Regions from separate parts of the Mus musculus genome. Here region 2 is linked to region 1. The links are chromatin loops, found by intact Hi-C in ENCODE. Cell type or tissue: left cerebral cortex. All regions are shown on one strand. Links, peaks and the distances in the headings refer to the core of each region. The heading gives the core; the rest is flanking DNA. Region 1 overlaps Dock1 (dedicator of cytokinesis 1). Region 2 overlaps Dock1 (dedicator of cytokinesis 1).

Evidence for each region. Hi-C counts contacts between places; a loop is a spot of excess contacts. Peaks named below come from ENCODE experiments on the same cell type or tissue, not always from the same donor. Only the 100,000 strongest peaks of a DNase experiment are listed, where the experiment ranks them.
Region 2: a loop joins it to region 1, with 4 times the contacts of the local background. A loop is called at or near these places in 3 of 42 quality-filtered maps.

The regions. Positions count from the first base shown.
Region 1 is chr7:134,770,531-134,775,910 of GRCm38, reverse strand. Dock1 (dedicator of cytokinesis 1) reads right to left here. Exons shown (of 52, transcript NM_001033420.2): 17 at 4,341-4,444; 18 at 3,436-3,619. Among named protein-coding and RNA genes, the nearest start is that of Dock1, 100 kb to the right of the region's middle. In left cerebral cortex, for the core only: no CTCF peak of the experiment used is centred there; DNase peaks (open chromatin) are centred at 1,259, 1,660, 2,074 and 3,418; H3K27ac peaks cover 312 bases.
Region 2 is chr7:134,720,878-134,726,257 of GRCm38, reverse strand. It overlaps Dock1 (dedicator of cytokinesis 1), which reads right to left. Exons shown (of 52, transcript NM_001033420.2): 2 at 1,845-1,928. Among named protein-coding and RNA genes, the nearest start is that of Dock1, 53 kb to the right of the region's middle. In left cerebral cortex, for the core only: no CTCF peak of the experiment used is centred there; DNase peaks (open chromatin) are centred at 573, 1,089, 2,422 and 3,120.

The DNA of each region.
Region 1 (5,380 bases), core at 60-5,059:
GATTATGTAAAGCCAGCTGAGTCACACAGTAACTACAGAACACTGGGCAGGGAGTTTCCCTTGTCTCCTTGGCTGAACAGCGGGTGCGGCGCTGCATAATTTGCAGGGCAGCTAAAAGAATCCAACAATAAAACATGTAGGCAAGCTTATCACAACAGCCAACATAAAACCAGCAGTCGTCCTTCAGATAGGAAAGGAGCTAGAAATTTGGGGCGGAAGTTGACGTGTTGTGATTCTAACTGAAAGTAAAGTAACAAGAAAGGGTCCATCTTGGCCTGACCCTTCTGATCCAAGGGTTGAGGGTGTCTCCGTCTCTGTCTCCGTCTCAGGAGTGATCAATGTCGCTTTAATGGAGACCAATGCATCACCTAAGCCCCAATCATTCCGAGCTGGTATCACGCACCATGTGACTGGGTTGAGTCTGGTCTCTATAGTTTAACTTTCCATTTCTAGTTATTTACTTATCCTTGGGAGGGTGTTATTTCGTTATTGTTCATTTGGGGTTTTTCTTTTCCTTTTTTTTTGGTTGTGGTTGTTTGAGGGATTTTTGTTTTGTTTTGCTTTTTTGGAGGTTTTTTTCCCCCCTTTTTGGGTAGAGGGGCAGTCAGCGATCATTAGATGGATCAGACTAGCCCGGAGCTCACTGCAGAACCCAGACTGTATTTGAACTTGTAAATTCTCCTGCCTCAGCAACCAAACCCCATCCCACCCAACAAAAAACTTGGATTATAACATTTGTACTGCCCATCTGGGCTCTGTATTGCAAATTTGAGGAAAAAGTTCAAATGAGAAAATTCACAAATCACCCCACTGGGCAGTGCTGAAGGAAAAAGTTTGTCCCTCCCCCACAGAGCTACCCAGGCAGGAAAGGCCTCCAGTCCCGGGGACTCAACACAGCTGGGTTCATAATTATCCTTTGTTTCATGACTCCTTTCCCTCTCATTATACAGTAAGCTAATTGAGAGGAGGGATCGCATCTTACAGTTCTTGTCCTATCCCCTATGGCAGCCCACACAGCGCTGAGGACAGAGATCTTTAATACAAACCTTGATGAATAATTCAGCCCCTGCTTTTCTTTCCCTAAGTAATGGAACTTTGCGAGAACAAATTATGGTTTCAGGAAAAATGATTCCCTCAGAGGAGAATTTGGGACTCCACACTCAGGCGCCAACTAGGGCACCCCCATCTTATACACTCCTGGCATGGCACAATCCCAAAAAGGGGTATCAATGCTTGCATGAAATGAAAGCCAGATTCTTCCTTCTGTTCAGTGAGCAGCATCACTTTGGAATTTCCTTGTTGCTTGGCAACAGCTGCTGCAGAGACCAGGGCTCTCTCACTGGGTACCAGGGAGGGAATCACCCTGCAAATGGTGAGATTCAAGGAGCTGTAAGGTAAGAAAGTATTCCACACACCACCCTGGGAGGTTCCCCCCCCCCCGCATGTTTTAAAGAGATACTGTGGATGAGACTTGTTTTGATAGGAAATTATGATCAAATTTCAGACAACTAGCGATGCATCTGGAACACTGACCCACATATAAGACAGTGGCTTCCTCCAAAGTGAGAAGCTGAGCAGAGCTCAGCACCTGCTGAGACACTAAAGCAGACACACTTGGGGTCAATGACCCAGCTGGGGACACCACCCTTAGCCTGCATTGAATGAGGCACAAACATTAGTTCATGTACCCCAATGTAGGTACACGCTGAGAATCTCATTCCTAGTACTGGGACATTCTTTGCACAGCCCAGTCACTAGCTGGAGCCCACATAGCTGACTCATGTCCCTGAGAATCAAACTCCTGCACAATCCTCCCTCCCCCCCCCCCCCACTTACACAAATCCAGTCCTTCTGGGAAGTGGGGGATGGGGGGGGGGGGTCATTTGCTGGTAGCGATTACCACAGGCAGCAAGTAAGAACCCTTCAGAAATGATTCAAACCCACGGTGACTTGGCAACCAGGAAGTGTCCAAATGGTCTCCAAGTATCGGTGTTCACATAGGCTCAAACAACTCAGATGTGTCTGGATGACTCACAGCCTCTCACTAATATTTTACTAGGGAGGCCAAGGGTGGGAAAGCCTCACTGGGCAAAGCTGAGAATGAAGAGAGATGTAAAATGTAAAGAGAGATGGAAGCAGCAGGTGGCGAAAGTTTGAAAGACACCTGACTGGCACGCCTCAGCCCTCAGGACAGCAACATTTCTCCCTTCCAGAGTCCCATCTTCCAAAGGACGGGCTTCTTCCATGCTAGGGTAATCCAGTGCAAGCCCAAACGATGCCTGCTCCTCGGCAAATCTCAAACTCCAGCCATGACTGACAGGCAACACCGAGATGTGATTCCTGATAATGACGGACATTAATAATCACAACTCCTATCAGGCAGTTAAGAGGGAAAAAAATTGGATTTTCAAGCTCCATTTCAAGAGAGCATAAAGTCTCTGCACAGCTATGATACGGCCACATTAGGAGGACGCGGCTTTTAAATGAAGGATTTGTGCAGAGAGCCTCTGCCTCCTCCAGACAGAGTCACGGCAACGGTACTGGTGTGCCCTGAATAAGAAGTATCGCCACCGGGCTGCCATGACTCCGAGGAGGCTGCAAGCAGTGGGAAATGAACTCAGTCAGCCCAGGGCCGAGGCATCAGCTGATGAGTGACCTGCCACATTAGGCTGAGCTTGGTGGACTAGAACCAGCAAGGAGGTCTTATCTCACACTGTAAGCAGGGAGCCCAAACATATCAGGCCAATCAACTTCTCCAAAGAGAGATAACTGGGAATTATCTCAAGGAGAATCAAGACAGAGGAAGACACAGAGAAGGGAGTACCTCACATCTGACAGTGTGTATACACTAGCCAGAACGCTCCGGAAGCAGGCATTATTCACATGTGTACCAGCGGGAAGAGCTGGGTTAAAAGCTTCGTTACTCAAGGTCATTTCCAGGGTTAAGTTAGAATGAAGGTTCAACTCCATTTCTCTGATCTGTTTTCAAACCTTGTGTATTCCCCATGATGCCTTGTTTCCTTCTTTTGCCTGGAAAACTTCTCCAAGAGGAAGGCTGACAAGACGGAAGAGTGGTTACGGTGCTCGCTAACAAGCTTGATGAACAGAGTTCAAGCCCCACTGTTCACACAGAGAAAGGAAAGAAGCCAGTGTGTCCTCTGACTGCCCCCACATACACCACAAATAAACACATTTAAAAATAAAATTAAGTCCTCCCATTGTTTAATCTCCCTGCTAAGTTAGTCCTCAGCCCAAAATAGAAGTGTGAGTTTTAAACTCTGACGGATGCCACTTCCTCTTCCCAAGCTCATCGACATCTATGGAGGTCCTTATCAAAGGACACAGTGGGTGACGTCCACGCACCCACAGGAAACTCCTCCACTCAACACGCAGCCAAAAGGGATGTGTTGGAGAGGGAGGAATTCTAGAACTCACCGTTCTGGGTCAGTTTCGTGGAACACACCAGAGTGGAGATCTGGAAAGAGTCTTTGCTGATGGTACAACTCCCAAGACTCTGCATTCCTTTGCCTGTGGCTGAGTGGCCCTTTTCTTCCAACTCCCCCTTGGTACTAGGGAGGCTCAAGTATGTGGCTGCATCTTCGAGCTTTTTGGCTTCAGCCTGTGGGTTTGATTGCACCTTGTATCAAACAACATTCATGGAGGCCACACTCCAGGTTCTGCATGCCTTATTATTATGATTTCCTTCAACCCCCACGCCCCCTTCCACACTGTGTTCTACAGTGCACTTCAACCATCTTCCCTCGTCCTGTGGACTAACGCCCATCCTCAGCCTTCGCATACAGCACGGAACGTGTTATTGCCTGTCATCGTCTCTCGTTAGGAACAGCAAAAGGGCTGGCCAATCATAACTGCTCATTTACATAATTAAATGCAGCTCCATGCTACACAGCAGCTCTGTCCTCCGGTGAGAAATGTCAACTGAGATGTTCATCTTGATCGCAGGCTTGACTGAAGTGGGAAGTTCTGAGAGCTTGGTAAAGCATACCTCGAAGCGTGTCCACCACAGAGAATTAACTATGAGGGGAAAGTTACCTCCTGAAACTAGGTACACATGAAGACTGGGGACCCTGATGGGCTAAAACAAAGTCTCCTCCCACAGTATTCTCTGTTTCCTGGCCACCTGGATATAAGCTGCTCACCACACCCTCCCCACCAGGAAGGACCAGGACCGAAAGCGCTGACACACCCTGACTCCCTTTATTGTTTTGCTCAGGTATTTGTCACAACCATGAAAAGCTAACAGTTCAGCTCAGGTGAGGGCTTCACTAGGGCCTGATCCAGTCAGGGCGCCCAGGGTACCCTGGGACAGAGGTGCGTACCTTGTAGACAATAAGGTCATGCTCCCCGTCTCTCAGGGTGGTCCCATCGTATCTCATCAGCTTCACAAAGGCCAGTGCGAAGATCTTTTCAGATTTATCCTTGGCTGCAAAGAAAACCAATCATTACCCTCAACTACAGTCAGGACAAAGTGACATTAGCACCTGCTACAAAGACGCCTGGTAGACAATCGCCAACGTACACAGGAGAAGCCAATGGGGGACGGAGAAACAAACCCCACAATCACCAACAGGAAGATTCGCATCAGAAGGATCGACTGTCCTCGAACTAGTTCCAAGTCTCAGGGAAGGGGAGACTGTGCAACCCAGAGCTGATTCCAGGACAAAGCCAGGAAGGTTTTGCAGAAGAGTGAAGGGAGCTCACACCGCTACAACCCGAAGTAAGTGGGAGGAGCCAAACTGAACGTGGCTTGGTTTAAACAAGAACAGAGAGACTGCGATGTGAACGAGGGAATAAACCTAGGACATGGGAAAGGGCCAGTGCAGGGAGGAAAACTGCTTAGCAATAGAGAAACCACGGAGTCCTAGTGCACACCACCTATCTCTGGGGGCCAGAAGACCCCCCCCCATGAGATGTTCTAGGGTCTTTAGCAAGAAAGTGCAACAGCCAGGCCTGCATGGAGGGCAAGAAAGTGCAACAGCCAGGCCTGCATGGAGGGCTCGTGCTCTCCCTTGCTTCAGGCTTCTTCAAAGCATCTAAAACAATCAACTGCCCATTCATATATGGTATCAGCATCTGATGGGTTTTCTTCATGGTCTTCAACACTGGCAGATATGTGGGGGTAGGGGATTTGTTATGTTACTGCTAGTCTGTCTACTGAGCCCTGGAATCTAAGGGTTTCTGAGTATGCATGTTTGTCTGTGTGAGAGTATACATATGTAGGTGTGTATGTATGCAATATATATATGCATATATATGTGTTTCTATGTGTCTATATGTGTACATATGTATATGTATATATACATATGTAGATATATGTCTGTATCTGTATATATACACATGCATATATGTGTGTATATAT
Region 2 (5,380 bases), core at 151-5,150, 50 kb after region 1:
CCAGAGTCCACCAAGAAGTTAGCTGCCCAGGAAGGGAAAAGCATTTTATATTAAAGAGTCTTTTGGAAAGACACTGCTGGTTTAATCAGATCCAAGACTGGCCTGCAAATTAATCCTGGCTGAAGACCGGAAGTCAAAGCCACTAGCAGATCACTGTGAGGTTAGTGTAGAACAAGGCCCACTGATGTGACTGAGGTGGCAGGGCGAGAGGGGACAGTGTCCTCCAGAAGTAAAGGAAGACACCACACTCCACCCAGCCAGGTGCCCCAGGAAATCATTAACTATTCAGGAAAGACACTGAGGCTCTGAGCGGAGGAACCAGGGATTCCACATTCAAGTAGCTAGGGGCAATTAAAAAAATAAAAGAAACCTATCAGCATTTCCCTTCAGATCAGAAAAAGTGTCTGAGATGAGATGCCTGATCCTTCACCTCAACTTAATTTCTCTCTCTGTTTCCTCGAAGCCACTGGCAATCTGTACGGGAGAGCAGATAAGGAAATCCAACTGTCAGCTGTCAAAACTGAAAACAAGCAGAAGGCGCCCATCACAGCCAGCCACTCATTCGCTTTGGGGCTCCTTTTTGCCAAGCTCCAGCTGCTTCTAGGCATACAGAGCTGACTCCCTCATCCCCCACACAGTTTGCAAGTAAACGGTGCAAATGGAATAGAGTTCTTCCGAGTCTTCCTGCATCAGAGGAAGAAATAAGGGGCAAGACATGGATTTTTTTTAATAGGGTTTTGCTTCTCAGCCATGTCTCTGAGGGACACGGGAGCCAGTCCCCGCTTGCCTGGCTGGCAGAAGCGGAGCACAGCTCACTCCTGTGCAAAGTGGAGTGTGAAGACCTCTCTGGAAGTTCAATTTGTTGGTTACTATGAGCTGTCTACAATTTCCTCTCTCACTTGTAAGGCTTTCGCTGAACCCGATCTGAAAGCAATTTGGTTATTTAAATCAGGTCCCGGGACTCAAACACTGCTTATGGAGTCATCTTTTCCGGCAGAAAAGGAAGCCAGCAGACACAGAAACACCAACCTTAAGGAAACTGAGGGGAGCGATGCCTAAAAAGAGAGAAGTAAGGAAGCAAGCTGCCCGCCCGCCGATGCCCCTACACTCAGTAACAACCACCGCAGAACACCCACAGTGGCTCGCAGGCTGTGCAAGGCACTAACCAAGAGCATCAGAAAAGCCACAATTGCTTCCTTGAACCATAGCCCATGTAACTTGTGATCTTTTCACCCCGAAGAAAATGGGGGTCACAGACAAAGGAAAAGGTCAGCATGGCAGCTGCAGTTTCCCCTGAGACACACTATTAACAAATCAAAGTGAAAACTTAAAAACAAAACAAAAAAAGACTACTTAAAACACTCATCACACACATCAGAGCAACACACTGAATTCTCCAAATCTGTCTCTCACCAAGTCAGTCAGTTTCAGTCAAAATTTACACACAGCCCGGTGGTACTGACACACATCTTTAATCCCACCCAGCACTTGGGAGCCAGAAGCAGTTGGATCTCTACACACAGAAACCCTGTCTTGAAAAACAAAACAAACCAACGAAACAAACAAACAAAAAATATTTACATATATGTGCAAAATAACGAGCCAGTGAGAAGCATTTAGGGGTTAAAAATATGATGCTTAGTTTTAAGTTGGCCTTAACAAAGCCTCACTGAATTTAACAAATAGCTGCCCGAGCAACCTTTGCCTGGAAGAGCATCTATCTGTGGGGAAAGTGTCCATCCTGAGAATGTAGCACCCTAACAGAGAAGCACTTCCCCCCCCCCCCAGAAGGCCCTGAAGCGTCATCCCAAATCCCCAACAGGGAGCCATCAAGCCTCACTTACCTTCATAAGTTTCTAGGATGTGCACGGTGTCTCCAATTTGAAGGGACAGTTCATCTGCTCCCCTGGCATCGTAGTTGTAAAAGGCTGTTGGAAAAGTGACAGGAGAATGCATTAGCAGAAGCAGAAAGGATTATTTTCAACATTACAATATATTCAGTCTAGATAAACTCACATGAGCAGCCTTCAGTTCCACACACAAAAGGGAAAGGGCGCATCTTAAACATGTGCCAATTCATAACCATTCCTAATTCCAAGCAGCTCCGCTTTTTTTTTTTTTTTATTATTGTGGGGAGAGAATGTGATTTAAGTATGCAATCTTGGGCTTTGGTTATATTCATGGTATGCAACTTATCACCCCTAGATTCCAAATGTTTCCCCAACACCACAAAGAAACCCACTACCCACCCAGCAGTAGCCCCAAGCTCCTTTTTTCTGTCGCATGATAAAACACGGAGGAAAAGCAATGTATGTAGGGAAGTGTTTATTGTAGTTACACATTGCAGTCCATCATTGAAAAACGCCAGGGCAGAGGCTCAAGTTGAGAACCTTGAGGTAGCAACTGAAGTGGAGACCTTGGAAAAGCGCTGTTTATTGGCTTGCTCCCAGCCCTAAGTTCAGCTACTTTTCTTAGACAGCCAACCTGCCTAGGGATGGTACTGCCAACAGAGAGCTAGGTCCTCCCACCACCCACAGGCATGTCCTCAAGCCATTGGCATGGAGGCAACTCCTCAACTGAAGTTCCCCTTTCTGGGCGTGTGAAGGTAACGGCTTAGGCCATCTATGACAGGCATGTTTAGACCTATCTGGCCCACTGTGAGTTTAGTTGACACCAAAGTCCTTTATTGAATTGGGAAGTGACACACTTTTTCTGCAAAGAATAATGCTCAGCTTCCGAGTTCCTTCTAAAATGTCAAAGCAAGGGCATTTGCTCGGGCTCACAGCCCATCTCAAGCCTCCAAACACACACATACCTGCAAAATCCCATTTTCTCAAGTATTTCCCCCAAATTCATAAAATGTAAGTGTCCCCAACTGGCAAAGTGGGTTGTTACCAGTTATTAAGTTTATTTAGCATTTTATAGTGACTCTTTAACAGGAGATAACGGCGCAGGTAAAGGCGGCCCAGAGCAGATGCTGAGCGTCCCCAGTTCAGCACAGCCATATTCTTAAGCCTTTAGGAACCATAAATGCTTTTATATCACTGCCGTGAACAGCATCGCTTCCAGCATGCCTACTCAGTTAGAGAGCCGGAAAAGAAAAAAAAAGAAAGTCAGACATACTAAAAATGAAATAAAACGAACACATTGAGTGTAAACACATCTGGGCCTGTGTGAACATGCAAAATGTATACACATGATTTTTTTCTTAGTGTTTCCCCACAAAGAACCCTACCTATTCAGAAGCAGTGAAAAGAGGGCCGAGAATCTCATACACACATTCCAAAACCATAAATGTAACTTGGAAATGAGCCCGCAGACCCACAATCTTATCTGTGAAGGATGGCATGGCTCTATGATTGGCACGTGGCCCCAAATCACCAGACAGTCATGACCACAGCACTGTCCCCAAATCTGCACTCAAGTTAATGCTGATGACTGAATAACTCAAAATTCACAGCAAATTAAAACACTCCACAATGTAAGAATATCTGACAAAGGAATAGGGTAGATAAAACAGTGATATTCTGAAGAAATTACCATCTTAATTCCCAGAACCCAGTGCAAATGTTCCCAACATGTCCGAAGACGCCACTGCAGTTGTCACCAAGCTTAGGGTTTTCAGATGGGGACATTAATTCTGGATTACATAGTTGGCTCAAAGTAGTCACGAAGACCCCTGAGACAAGGGCACAGGATAAACAGTCCAGAATGGAGGAGACAAGGTCCAGATGGTCCTATATGCTGGGCTCACGGAGTACATGCTCCACACATGTTTCCCTGCATCCCTGGAATAAAACCTACTTGGTCAGGATGGATGATTGCTTTTATGTGTTCTTGGATTCGGTTAGCGAGAATTTTATTAAGGATTTTTGCATCGATATTCATAAGGGAAATTGGTCTGAAGTTCTCTATCTTTGTTGGATCTTTCTGTGGTTTAGGTATCAGAGTAATTGTGGCTTCATAGAATGAGTTGGGTAGAGTTCCCTCTACTTCTATTTTGTGGAATAGTTTGTGCAGAACTGGAATTAGATCTTCTTTGAAGGTTTGGTAGAACTCTGCACTAAACCCATCTGGTCCTGGGCTTTTTTTGGCTGGGAGACTATTAATGACTGCTTCTATTTCTTTAGGGGATATGGGACTGTTTAGATCGTTAACTTGATCCTGATTTAACTTTGGTACCTGGTATCTGTCTAGAAACTTGTCCATTTCGTCCAGGTTTTCCAGTTTTGTTGAGTATAGCCTTTTGTAGAAGGATCTGATGGTGTTTTGGATTTCTTCAGGATCTGTTGTTATGTCTCCCTTTTCATTTCTGATTTTGTTAATTAGGATGTTGTCCCTGTGCCCTCCAGTGATTCTAGCTAAGGGTTTATCTATCTTGTTGATTTTCTTAGAGAACCAACTCCTCGTTTGGTTAATTCTTTGAATAGTTAATTAATGTGTGGTGCTTTGGGGTTCCAAATTTGTGAGGATGTGTTTTAGTAGCAAAGAAAGACTGGCAGACAAAAGAATCTCCAGACCCCACAGTTCAAAAAAAAAAAGCCCAACTTGTGCTTATAATACCAACAATGGAGAGGTGGAAGCTATGAGATCCCTGGGGCTTGCAGGCCACCCGATTTAGCCTACTTGGTAAATTCCAGGTCACTTCAAAACCTGTCACAAAAAAACAAGGTACATAGTGGCAAAGGAATGACCAGCAAAGATGTCTTTGAGTCTCTGTATGGACATGCCCACCTACACATGAATGTGTGCACATACACATGCAAAAATGTGCAAGACGACTGTAAAGTGGCATCTTGTAATTAACATATTCACTCCTGAAGGCTGCTGGAACTGGTCTCCATTGCAGGACCCTGGATCCAGGCAAGCACGTGCCTATAGTTTCGATTCTCAAATTATATGAGATAAACAAGCACAAGGGGGCAAAGTTGTCTTTAATAAGCCCTAAAAGCATTCAGTGTAAGGCTGCTTGCTCCTTCTTATGGCCAATCTTCCAACATTGCCCTCATCGGGAAGGAGAGGTCAGGAGCACAGGGCCATCTTGCAAAAGGCAGCAATAAACATCTGGGCTTAGCCTGAGCTCACTTGACACAGCTAAGAGATGCAAGCCGGAAGATTTCCTTCATTTGTTATGGTTGACTAAGGCCTAGGAACTCCTTCCCTGGAGAACACGCTTATCCTATCTCACTCAGATCTAGGCAAATACTTCTGGGTCGTGGGCACATCCATCTTGAAGACCACTTACCTTTATTTGGTGGTGGTGGTGGTGGTGGTGATGGTGGTGTGTGTGTGTGTGTGTGTGTGTGTGTGTGTGTGTGTGTGTGGTATATGCGTATGTGCACATGTATGAGGGTGTGCTTACCCATGCAGATGCATGTAA